Regions from separate parts of the Homo sapiens genome. Here region 1 is linked to region 2. A link is a loop called in an ENCODE intact Hi-C map of the cell type or tissue named here. Cell type or tissue: psoas muscle. All regions are shown on one strand. Links, peaks and the distances in the headings refer to the core of each region. The heading gives the core; the rest is flanking DNA. Region 1 has its middle 5.9 kb from the start of RPL29. Region 2 overlaps POC1A (POC1 centriolar protein A).

Region 1 (5,369 bases), core at 208-5,207, 140 kb before region 2:
CAGTGACAAGAATGAGGAACTTTGGCTGTGACCTGAGGGGACCTGTCCAGGAGCCAAAGGGGACCATGACCTGGAGCCACTGACCTGTCATGCTTTTCTTTTCTTTTTCTTTTTTTTTGAGACAGAGTTTTGCTGTTGTTGCCCAGGCTGGAGTGCAATGACACGATCTCAGTTCACTGCAACCTCCGCCTCCCCAGTTCAAGCGATTCTCCTGGCTCAGCCTCCTGAGTAGCTGGGATTACAGGCGCCTGCCATCACACCCAGCTAATTTTTGTATTTTTAGTAGAGATGAGTTTTCACCATGTTGGTCAGGCTGGTCTTGAACTCCTAACCTCAAGTGATCCACCCACCTTGGCCTCCCAAAATGCTGGGATTACAGGCGTGACCAACCACGCCTAGTCCCTGTCATGCTTTTCAAAGTGGGATGGATGGTAGGGTCATCCATGTCTATAAAGATAGTATTCTTTCTAGGGATAGTTTTCTTTATTTCTCCCTTCCTTCCTTTCTTCCTCCCTCCCTCCCTCCCTCCTTTCTTTCTTTTCTTCCTCCCTCCCTTTTTCACTCCTCTCTTTCATAAATGGAAACTTACACTATATGAACTCTTCTGTAACCTGATTTTATGCATTTAGTCATAATTTGTGGACATCTTTCTCTGCTCATGAAAATCTTTTGTAATCTTAATCTATTTTACATATTTTGAAACATTATTTTGAGAAGAGGTCAATAAATATCACCATATGTCAATGGAGTCTCTGGCACACACATACAAAAAGGCAAAGAACTTAACCTTTCCTCTAGGGTTGACACACTCTCACCCTCCATGAGTGAGTGGTTCTTGCTCCATCTCAAATCTGCCTGGAGGCCGGGCTCCACTTGCCTCCTCCATGGAGTAGACTTGGGCAGAGCCACTATCTGGACTCAGCAGAGCATAAGCCAGGTCTCTCTCAAATGCCTTGGGCACAAGGCAGAGAAAGATGTGAGCCTGGGTGACAAGATAGGGCTGGATGGGGCTGGATGTGATCAGCCCAACCCATGTGGCCTGCAAGGGTGTTGTCTTGACCAGGCCTTGTCCAGACCCATTACCCAATTCAAAGCCCGAGTAGGATCCCATAGTGTCTCCTCAGCAAAGTGATGGGGTTGGAGACCCCTGGGGTTGTTTTTGCAGTTCCTGTCACAGTCCCAGGAGTATATGGGGACCTGATACATGTTTGAGGAGTTAAATGTGCACATTTCACAAATCCAGGAAGATGACAGAATCAGGGTGGAGAAGCCAGCTGGCCTGGAGGGATTTCTCAGAGATAAGAGTCAGCTCTTCTCCTGGACCCAGAGCCTTGCTTGCCAAGCCTCAGTTCCCAGCGTAACGTGGGGATAAAAATAGTAATAACCTCTTGGGGCTAAACTGGATAATTTGAGTAAAGCACAGAACACTATGTTAAGTACACAGTAGGTGCTCAATCATTGTTAGTCCCATCCATGCATCTTCCCCACAAGGCCTCAGGTGAGGGAGACGGGGCTTGGGGAAAGAAAATCAGTGGCAAGTGGATGCTAAAAATAAGGACAAGATCCAAGGAACAACAAGAGAAAGCCAAGGTGGAGGAAAGTGGCGGTGCTCGCGGGGGCTGGGTCCCTTCAGCCTCTGAGGTTCCTGAGATACAGGGACTACCAGTGTTTTCAGGTAAGAGGGACTGTGAAGGTTGTCAGAACCAGGGTGTTTTATCTGGTTGTTTTACCCCCACAAGACAGAAGTGTGGAGGTGGGGTGGGCTTTGGGACTTTGGATCTGCTTAGAACTTTCTGAGGGAGGGGCTACCTGATTCTGTGTGTCCCTAGAAGACAGAGCTGTGACTGAGGACAGCAAATGCCAGCTTCGTGGACAAGGGGCATTTTTGCAATCAGAATTCCCTCCAAAATATGGGCTGCTCCCAGCAGTAGTGAGCTTCCTGATACAAGGGTTTTGCCAGCAGCGATTGAATGCCCTGGGGTTGGGGGTTTAAAAATGGGATGGAGGGGGCCAGCCATGGTGGCTTACGCCCATAATCCCAGCACTTTGGGAGGCTGAGCTGTGTGGATCACTTGAGGTCAGGAGTTCAAGACCAGCCTGGCCAACATGATGAAACCCCATCTCCACTAAGAATACAAAAAATTAAGATGGGTGTGGGGGTGGGCACCTGTAATCCCTGCTACTTGGGAGGCTGAGGCAGGAGAATCGCTTGAACCCAGGAGGCGGAGGTTGCAGTGAGTTGAGATCGCGCCATTGTCCTCCAGCCTGGGAAACAAGAGTGAAACTCTGTCTCAAAAAAAAAAAAAAAAAGTGGAATGCAGGGTTGGAAAATAGAGTTAAGTTCACTCCCCACCAGGAGCCTGGGATTCAAAGCTCCTGGTAGAAGGAAAGGGCCATGGGCTGCATGCAACGCCAGGCTGGTGCTCAGTATCTGTCAAAAGAGAGTCATTTCCAGCAGAAACTGGAAGGTGCGGCCCATTCCTCAGGTCATCGCGCGCGCGCCCCTTTCAGCCCCAGGCCTGATCTCCCTCTGGGGGCGCACCTGGCCCACCTAGCCCAGGAGTGAGCCGGGATGTGAGCCTATCGTCCGCAAGGGGGCAGAGTGGGACCGCGGATGAAGTCTGGTGCTGCAGGTGGGCTGTAGACAGGCACCCGCTCCCCTCCGGCGGGACACTCTTGCAGCCTCCCAGGCCTTTCACAGCTGCGCTTCTCAGCACGCCCCACCACCCCCACCTCCAGATTCAGTGCCTGTCTATTTTGAACAGGTTCTCTAGGCTGGGTCAGGTCTCCCTCAGCTCCAAGTTCCTGGTGGTGGTGGTGAGTTGTCTTCCCCCAGAGAGGGTTCAAGGCAGAGGAAGTAGAGCCTGTGGGCATCCCTGGGCACAGCCCCTCCTGGCCCACTTTAGACTTACCCAAGGGCGATGCCTCTTGTGGGTTAAAGGAACAGGCTTTGGCATCAGACAGACTTGGTTTTCGATTCTGACTGCCACTCACCAGCAGAGCATCTTCACCTCTTGGAGCCTGCCTGCCACAGTGGAGGCGAGTAGCACCAGGGCTGAGGAGGCAGGAAGCCTCCCAGAGCCTCGCTGTGCATTTGGGAGGCCCGCGGGTTTGATTGTGAGACCGCACAGCAGCCTTTGGAGGGGGTATGGTTTTTATCACCCCACTTCACAGGTGGGGAGATGGAGTCCTTGGGCATGACTGGCTAGAGGTCCCACAGCCAAATGGAGAGCTACTGCAGTCCAGGCACCTACCAGAATCTGGGGGGGCACGGGGTGGTTTGTACCCAATGAGGCCATGGAGGGGGCCTTGTGACAGTGACTGCCATGTGACGAGAGAAGCCCGTGGCCTTTATGGCCAACGGATGCCCAGAGTGAGGGCATCCTCTGTGCCAGCCCCTGCTTCTGCCAGACACACCTGCCACATCCAGAGCAGGCCTACAAAGGAGGTGGTAGTGTCCTTGGGTGGAGGGCAGGCTGCTGCCTGAGCAGGCCTGGGCTGGGGTCAGTTGGCCTCAGGCAGCCAAGGACTGGCCAAGTATAAATGGAAGAAAAGTCCAGCAGCACAGAAAACCGACCTGCTAGGAAGGATGGGAGGGAAGGGATAGGGTAGGTGGGTGACATGAGGGTGTTGGACAGGGCTGGATGGAAGCCCGAAGTATCTCTCCCCACTCCTGTTCCCAGCCACAAAAGGAGGCTACGGAGATTCCCTTTTAACAAAGAGCATCTGAAAAGGAAGAATGAAGCTGAGGGTTGGGAGGGACACCCCTCTCCTTTCCCTCCCCAGCAGGCTCCAATGGCCCCAGCAATGTCGTTGCCTTGGCAACCACAGCCCCCTTCTAGCTCCCTTTCTCCTTTAACCCCATCCTGCCTGGATGCACCTCTCGCCTGTACCCTCCCTCCCTCTCTTCCCAGCTCAGACTAAAGAGAGACTTGGCGGGCTGGGGAGAAAGGACTTCTCTGCTCACCAAGCAGTCCTGGGGTTAATGCCCTGGCTGCATCCCAGGACCGCCCCTTCCTAGGGATCAGATGGACAACTCTTTAAGATGGAGACAGGACAGGACGAAATGACCTTTGAAAGAATTATTCTGAATGAACAAGGGAGCTGTCTTCTCCCAAAGATTTCAAGCCCCAAGTCTCCCAGTCCTCACTCCCTCCCAGGAGACAGAGGCTGTGACCCAGGAGCCCCTGGCGGAGTTTAGGAAACAAGCGCTGGAGCAGGGGGGTTTGAAGATCATCTAGTTCCCCTCTCTAAGCCAATGGGTGGGGAAACTGAGGTCTAAGAGGAGGAGGAATTTACTCAAGGGCACACAGTGAGTATTGGAGAGTCAGGGAGGGAACCAGAGAGGCCTGAGCCGGGATGAGGGTGGAGGCTGCATTTGCTACCGTTGGCCCGAGGAGTGGCTAGGTACAGAGGGCCACAGGAGACCTGCACCCCATGGGAAGGCAGTTGCTGATGTTTCTCTCCTGAGTCCAGAGAAAGCCCCTGGCTGCCCTCACCCACTTTTGTTCCCTGAGAGGTGCCTGCCTCCCTACCATTGGTGTTCCTGGGTTTCCTAAACTTAGTGCTTCAGTAACCCCCTCCCAGGCCCCAGCGCAACATAGGCTAAGGAAGGAGAATGAGTTCTGGCCCTGTTTAGGGCGGCACACGGGACTCTAGCAAGATCAGAGAGGAGCTAGAATTCTGAGAGGGCTGGGGATTCTAAAGGTCCCATTGAGAGTGTCCCCTGAGCACGAAGGGCTTGTGGCTGCAGGCAGCAGGTTCTGGCCCAAGGGCAGCCCTTTCTTGACTGTGTCCCTGGCAAGTCACTCAACTTCTCAGAGGCTGCTAAATGGCCCAATCCCACCTCCACGTAAACAAGGTCGGCCACACAGGCTACACAAGATTCCCATGAGGCGGCAGACACAGAGCTATGGACAGGTCCTGGGAGGGGGTCCCAGCCCCAAACCTCTTGTATCTGCTGTGCCAGGGCTACTGCCATGATCACTTGGAGCACCTACGGTATGCAGAGCCGGGGAGGCTGGGAGGGGAGGAAGCTGTGGGCACAGCACCCCTAGATGTAGACCAGAGAGGGCTCCATTCAAGCCAGGCCAGCAGGCTCCAGAAACCTTCTGGGGTTGGAGGAGCGCCCTGGGAGCCTCCCTGGAAGATGAGGCAGGCCCTGTGCGATCAGGTGGAGGTGGAGAGAACACAGTGGGCTGGAGAGGGTGAAGGTTGGCATTTGCTCTCATAGCTCTCCCAGCTGATCCGGACCTCCCTGAGCTGTCGCTGCGACCCTGAAGACCCCAAGGCCTGGCCGGAAGAGGGTGCTCTTGCCTTTCCCGCACACAGCCCAAGTCCTGGGCGCCAGCAGAGAAAGGGGCCTGCTG
Region 2 (5,369 bases), core at 104-5,103:
GCCTGGGTGCCCAAGCAGGAGGTTCCTCTCTAGAGGAGACCATGCCAGGGCCAAGCCCCATCCCAACATCCTTCCACAAAAGGACCGCTCATTTTCCCCAGGGTGGTCTCTTGCGATGCGCAACTGATGTTACTAGTGACACGGTGGCTCTGGGTTGACAAGAGGCTTTGGATTCATACCACAAAAGTGCTCTGATACCAGCAGCAAAGGACACCCAAAACACTCCTCTGTGTAAATGCCGTGTAAATGCTCACTTCAGGACAGTGGGAGAGTAGGTTGGCTAGATCAGGTGGGACAGCACCACTGTACCCCAATCAACCCTTTTAGTCTCAAAACACCCAGTACAGGGTACAGGCCTGCCCTGATAGCTGCAACTACTTAAAACCCTCCGGCCGGGCATGGTGACTCACGCCTGTAATCCCAGCACTTTGGGAGGCCGAGGTGGGAGGACTGCTTGAGCTCAGGAGTTCAAGACCAGCCTGGGAAATACAGTGAGACCCCAACCCCATCTCTGAAAGAGAAAAAAAAAAAGACAAAACCCTCCATGACAATGTATCAGGCCAGGCGGGGGTGCAGGGCTGCACTAAAGACCATCGGACAGAGAGCTTGGGACTCTATGAGTTCTAAGCCCTGCTGACAGCCAGCCAAAGAGACCACCTCTCCCAGGGAGCCTGAAGAGTAAATGACTAGAGTCACCGAAGTGCAAGGAACCGAGCGTGAGCCTGTCAACAGAATGCCAGACTCAAAGGCCCTGAGGTGGAGACTCAGACCCATAGCTTTCTAGCTGTGTGACTGTGGGCTGCATGCTCCGCATCTGTGAAATGGAGGGTAGACCTACTTTGCTGGCCACCCAGGCCTGTCACTGGATAATGGACCTGCACGTGCTGTAAGGCACGAAGCACATTACAGGTTCTGGGATGGGGGCTGCTGCTCAGATGCCTGAACAGTCTTAACGTGGGCTCAGAGCATATGGAGCTAACCCACCACCACAGGGATTGGCACTCCCAGGGCTCCACCAGCCCAAATCCTTGCTGAATTGAGAAATCAGAACTGCTCTCTGCAGTGATAGGCCAGAGCCAAGAAACTCCTTACCTAGGAGAGTCAGCCAGCGCAAGACAAATGGCTCCAGCTGCCTCCATAGCCCAAAGCCCCAAGTGGGCTTCAACTCCAACAACCCTAGCAGGAACAGGAAGTGCCCTCATAGAGCACAACTATGGACGGCTGGATGCAGGCAGGCTGGGGCTTGCTAGCCACACACTGCAGTATCATTAACCAAATCCTCTCACAAGAGCCCATCAGCGTCCAACACCCGAAGGCCATTCTGGAAGTGCCTGATGCCCATCCAGAGTCACTAGGGGAGACACTGCACGTCACTGTGTCCGTAGGTTTCCCTTGGGTTTCCTAGGGATCAGGGACAGAAAGCGGATCAGGCATCTGTTGCCAGAGTACTGGGAGCCCTTCCTGGGGAATGAGCCTCCAAAGAGATTCCACTGCACCTATGGGGGTGGGGGAGCCACTTGGGTAGAGGGTTTCCCCCTAGTTTCAGCTAAAGGTTTTCTGGGGAGCCCCAAGACCAGAGCAGACCTGGCCATGTCCTCCCGTCAGCAGAGGATGAGAGGTATGTTCCCCCTACCCAGGGAGCTCAGATCAACCTGGCTCACTGCACCCCTAAGGGTCAGCCTAGAGGCTATGGGATGACTCCGCTATCCTGTGAACACCCACCACTGGCCACGGCATTGAGCAGGGAGCTCAGGGGGAACCGGCTGTGTTTATGGGGTACTCCAAATCCTGCTAAGCCTCCAATCTACACTAGGGGTGGCTTAGGGATGAGACACTGCAGGCCCACTGAGAGGCTGTCATAAGAGGCAAGGCCAGAAGCACAAGCAGACTGCAATCTCCCAGCAGGGCCTGTCAGCCCACACACTCAGCTCCACTCAGGACTCAGCCCCTGGAGCTCATCTGAGTCCATCCACACCTCCCCAACCCTGCCATCATGGAGATCCGCCCCTGCCCTCTGCCAAGCCTGCTCCCTCCAGGTCCCCAGCTCCCTCTCCCCAGTACCCACCGCTCTCCTCGGCTGCTCTGCATTGCTCCACCTCCTGACAACCCTCTTCACAAGACCCCACTCTCCTTCACTCCCCAGCCTCTGCCCTCCTCAGCTCTCCCATGCTTGGAGACGGGGTTCATACCTCTCACTCTGGCTGCTTTGTGGACCTTTATCTTCTGTGGCCCCTCAATTATAGGGGCTCAGAATGTGACCTCAGCCATTCTCACATCCCAGATCCCTGGGTCCAGCTGGCCCCTCCACCCCAACAGGGTCAGCTTCTCTGCTTCTACTCAACCTCTGCAACCCATCCCCCACTCTGATGCCAGCCCCTACTTTGATACCAGGCACAGCTGGACACCTACCCATCACTGGGACACATGGGGCACACCAGCCCCCAACCCCAGCAGGCTCTGGACACCGCTATCCTCTCAGATGTCCTTCTTCCCTTCATACCTTAAATGACGAGGCTAGTCCTAGCACTGCCAATCAGGCCACATCTTTGGGACCCCGAGCCAGAGATGGCATCCAAGGCCCTTCCCAAGGGGTACCTGCTGTTATACCCATGAACACCAGGCCCAGGCTCCTGATCCATCAGAGATGGGTCTGGACCCTCCCAGGGTCACCTAGACATCCTCTCTGCCCAGTGTCAGGACTTATGTAGCACAAACCACATACCTAGCCCTGTGTTATAACCCTTTTGTGGCTTTTCCCATCAGAGCCTCACAAAGCCATGAGGAAGGCCTATTGCCACCCCCTTTACAGAAAGGAACCACAGCATGTGCTCCTGACCACTGTCCTGCCTCGTCGCCTTCCACTCCCATCTCTCCCTGTCCAAGTCCTCCCTCCTCTGCACCTGCCCACGTTCCCCAGGCAGCTGGGCAGATGTGCCCCATCCCCAAGCCCCAGCCCTTCACTCAGGCCTGGCCCAGAGCAGAAGGCTGAAGGAAGGATAGGAAAGATATGGGCTCCAAGTGGAGGCAAGCCCCACTGCTCTTCTGTTCCAGAAGCCTCTGTCTGAAAGAGCATTGGTAACAAACCTCAGGGCTTCCTATGGAGGGGGGTGGGGTGGGGGAACAGGTTCTTGTGGCTGGCCCCTGCCACCTGGTGGTGCTGTAGGGTACTACAGGCCTTAACCAACCAGGTTGGCCTCACCAGCCCAGACAGGACCAAGACAGTGTCATTGTCATCATCACTAACATTGTACCTCCTTCCCCCCATTTTGTGCCAGCCACCCTCTCAATTCTTGATATGAAACAACTCATTAAACCTCCCAACACCTCCTGTGAGACAGGCCCCATCATTGTCCCAGAGGCCCCACAGAGTCAAATGACCTGCCCAATATCACACAGCCAGGAATGCTTTAAAAGCCAGCTGCAGAGCCCACTCTCCACCATGTGCTGTTCAAGATTAGGATCTTCTCCCCATTCTGGGAAGGTGTGCTCACCTCTGTTACCCCAAAGAAAGTGCTGTACTTGAACACCAGGAGTCAGCTAGGAAGGGTGTGTGTGTGTCAGGGGTGGGTGGGGTCGGAACCCCACACCTGTGTCCAGCCATGTCCTTCCCATTTCAGGTGTGGCTTAAGGAAGCGAGCCCAAGAACTTTAAGCTTAGTCCCAGGTTAACAACCACGGTTCTTCAAACAACTCCAGCTCTGCCTCCTTCCTGGTCTCGGCCCTGGTCCAGTCTTGCTCATCTCTGTTTTGCCAGCTACACAATTCCCAGTTTCTCCAATGACCCCTCACCAGCTCCCTTCCCTGAGCCCATCCCTGGAACTGGGGCGCCTCATGGCCCTGCCCACTCATACTTGCTCTCAGGCCAGTTCCCTACCCAGTACTCTCAGCGAACTCATCCTGGGCATGTCTAAGTCTGCCCTCGCCCTCCAACTCCCACCTGGAGCCTGACATGAGCCCATGCCCACTGCCCGCCACCCTGCCTTCCAAGGGCTACCATCCTGGGCCTGGCCCCTAGCTAAGTCAACCCTCCCTATGACTCTACATCTGCGGAGGACACTGTAAGACCAGAGGTGGCCACGGTCCCACCAATGCTGGCCTCTACTGACAGCCCTGTTCCCTTTACCACAGGTCAAGGGCTGTCACCTTGGCCCTGGAGGGCAGAGCCTCCATCACCAGGAAAGGCAAGTGGCATGCCCCTGAGAAGTGGTCCTCAAGGGAAGCCCTGACCAGAGCCCCAGTGAGGACTCCCCATCTGGCCCTGCAGTATGTGTGAGATTCTGCCACTTCGGAGGTGAGCATTGACTGGCTCAGTGGAAGCCAGGTAGCACCAGGCTCCATCTCCTGGCCAAGGTTCCAAGCCAGGCCAGCCATGCCACAGACTCCCACCCCTGGAATCCCAACAAACCCAGGACACCTTCCTGCCCAAGGCCATCTCAGACCCATTTAAGCACTACAGCACAGGACAACATCCAACACCATCACAGTCCCACCAGGGCTGCCCTTGGGCCCAGGAGGCTGTTCACCACTCACACTGATAATGCTGCAGCAGCCGGTGAGTCCGCACGTCCCACACCTTCACTGTGTTGTCCATGCCGGCAGCGGCAATGCACGTCCCACTGGGGTGGAAGTCCACATAGGTGACAAAGCTGGAAAGACAGGGGCCACTATGCACTATAGGAGGTCTGCCCTGGTTCAGGACGGACCCAGAAACATTTGGTGCTTTCCCCATCCCTGTGTCCTGCCCACGCTGTTCCCTTGACCCAGACACCTCCTTTCTGTCACACTTGTTTACCAGGTGGCCAAGGGAGAGCAAGAAGAAGTAAAAGGTGAGAACAGTGGCCAGCAACAAACTAAGGTGGACTGACCAGGGAGCACATCCCACCGCCAATTTTCAATACAAGTTGAGAGAGCTATCTTCAAACCCAAAAGTTAGCCAGGCTCCCCTGGGATTTTCAAAGTTGGAGCTGGTACCCTTCCCAGGGGTGGCTGCAGGGCAGATCCTGCCAGCTGAGGCACAGGTGGGAAGGTCCAGCAGGACTACAGGGCCATTGGCCCACCCCTTTCTAGGAGACAGGCCAAGGACCCTCACCACACCCATATGTGATACCCAGGCTGGTACCATGTCCACCTCTCAAGGAGAAGCCCTTGTGGCTCCCAGCCCAACAAAGAAGGGCAGAAGCTGGGGTCTCTACTCAAATGTAGGCACCTCTCTCTCCTGATGATGTGGCACAATATGAACAGCCACCATCTGCTACAAGAACCCAACAAGAATTTTGTAAAGCCATCATCATGGATAACATACCAAGAGGCTTTAAAATGTAGTTTGGGCGACTGAGTGTCAACTGCTGCCAGACAGACATGTTGTAATCC

The links. A loop is a pair of places that touch in the nucleus more often than their neighbours do. Peaks named below come from ENCODE experiments on the same cell type or tissue, not always from the same donor. Only the 100,000 strongest peaks of a DNase experiment are listed, where the experiment ranks them.
Region 1: a loop joins it to region 2, with 8 times the contacts of the local background. A loop is called at or near these places in 107 of 110 quality-filtered maps.

The regions. Positions count from the first base shown.
Region 1 is chr3:51,999,084-52,004,452 of GRCh38, forward strand. No RefSeq gene overlaps it. Among named protein-coding and RNA genes, the nearest start is that of RPL29, 5.9 kb to the left of the region's middle. In psoas muscle, for the core only: a CTCF peak has its summit at 2,571 (motif pointing right); DNase peaks (open chromatin) are centred at 2,598 and 3,338.
Region 2 is chr3:52,141,317-52,146,685 of GRCh38, forward strand. It overlaps POC1A (POC1 centriolar protein A), which reads right to left. Exons shown (of 11, transcript NM_015426.5): 6 at 4,530-4,645. Among named protein-coding and RNA genes, the nearest start is that of POC1A, 10 kb to the right of the region's middle. In psoas muscle, for the core only: a CTCF peak has its summit at 3,157 (motif pointing left); a DNase peak (open chromatin) is centred at 3,135; H3K27ac peaks cover 131 bases.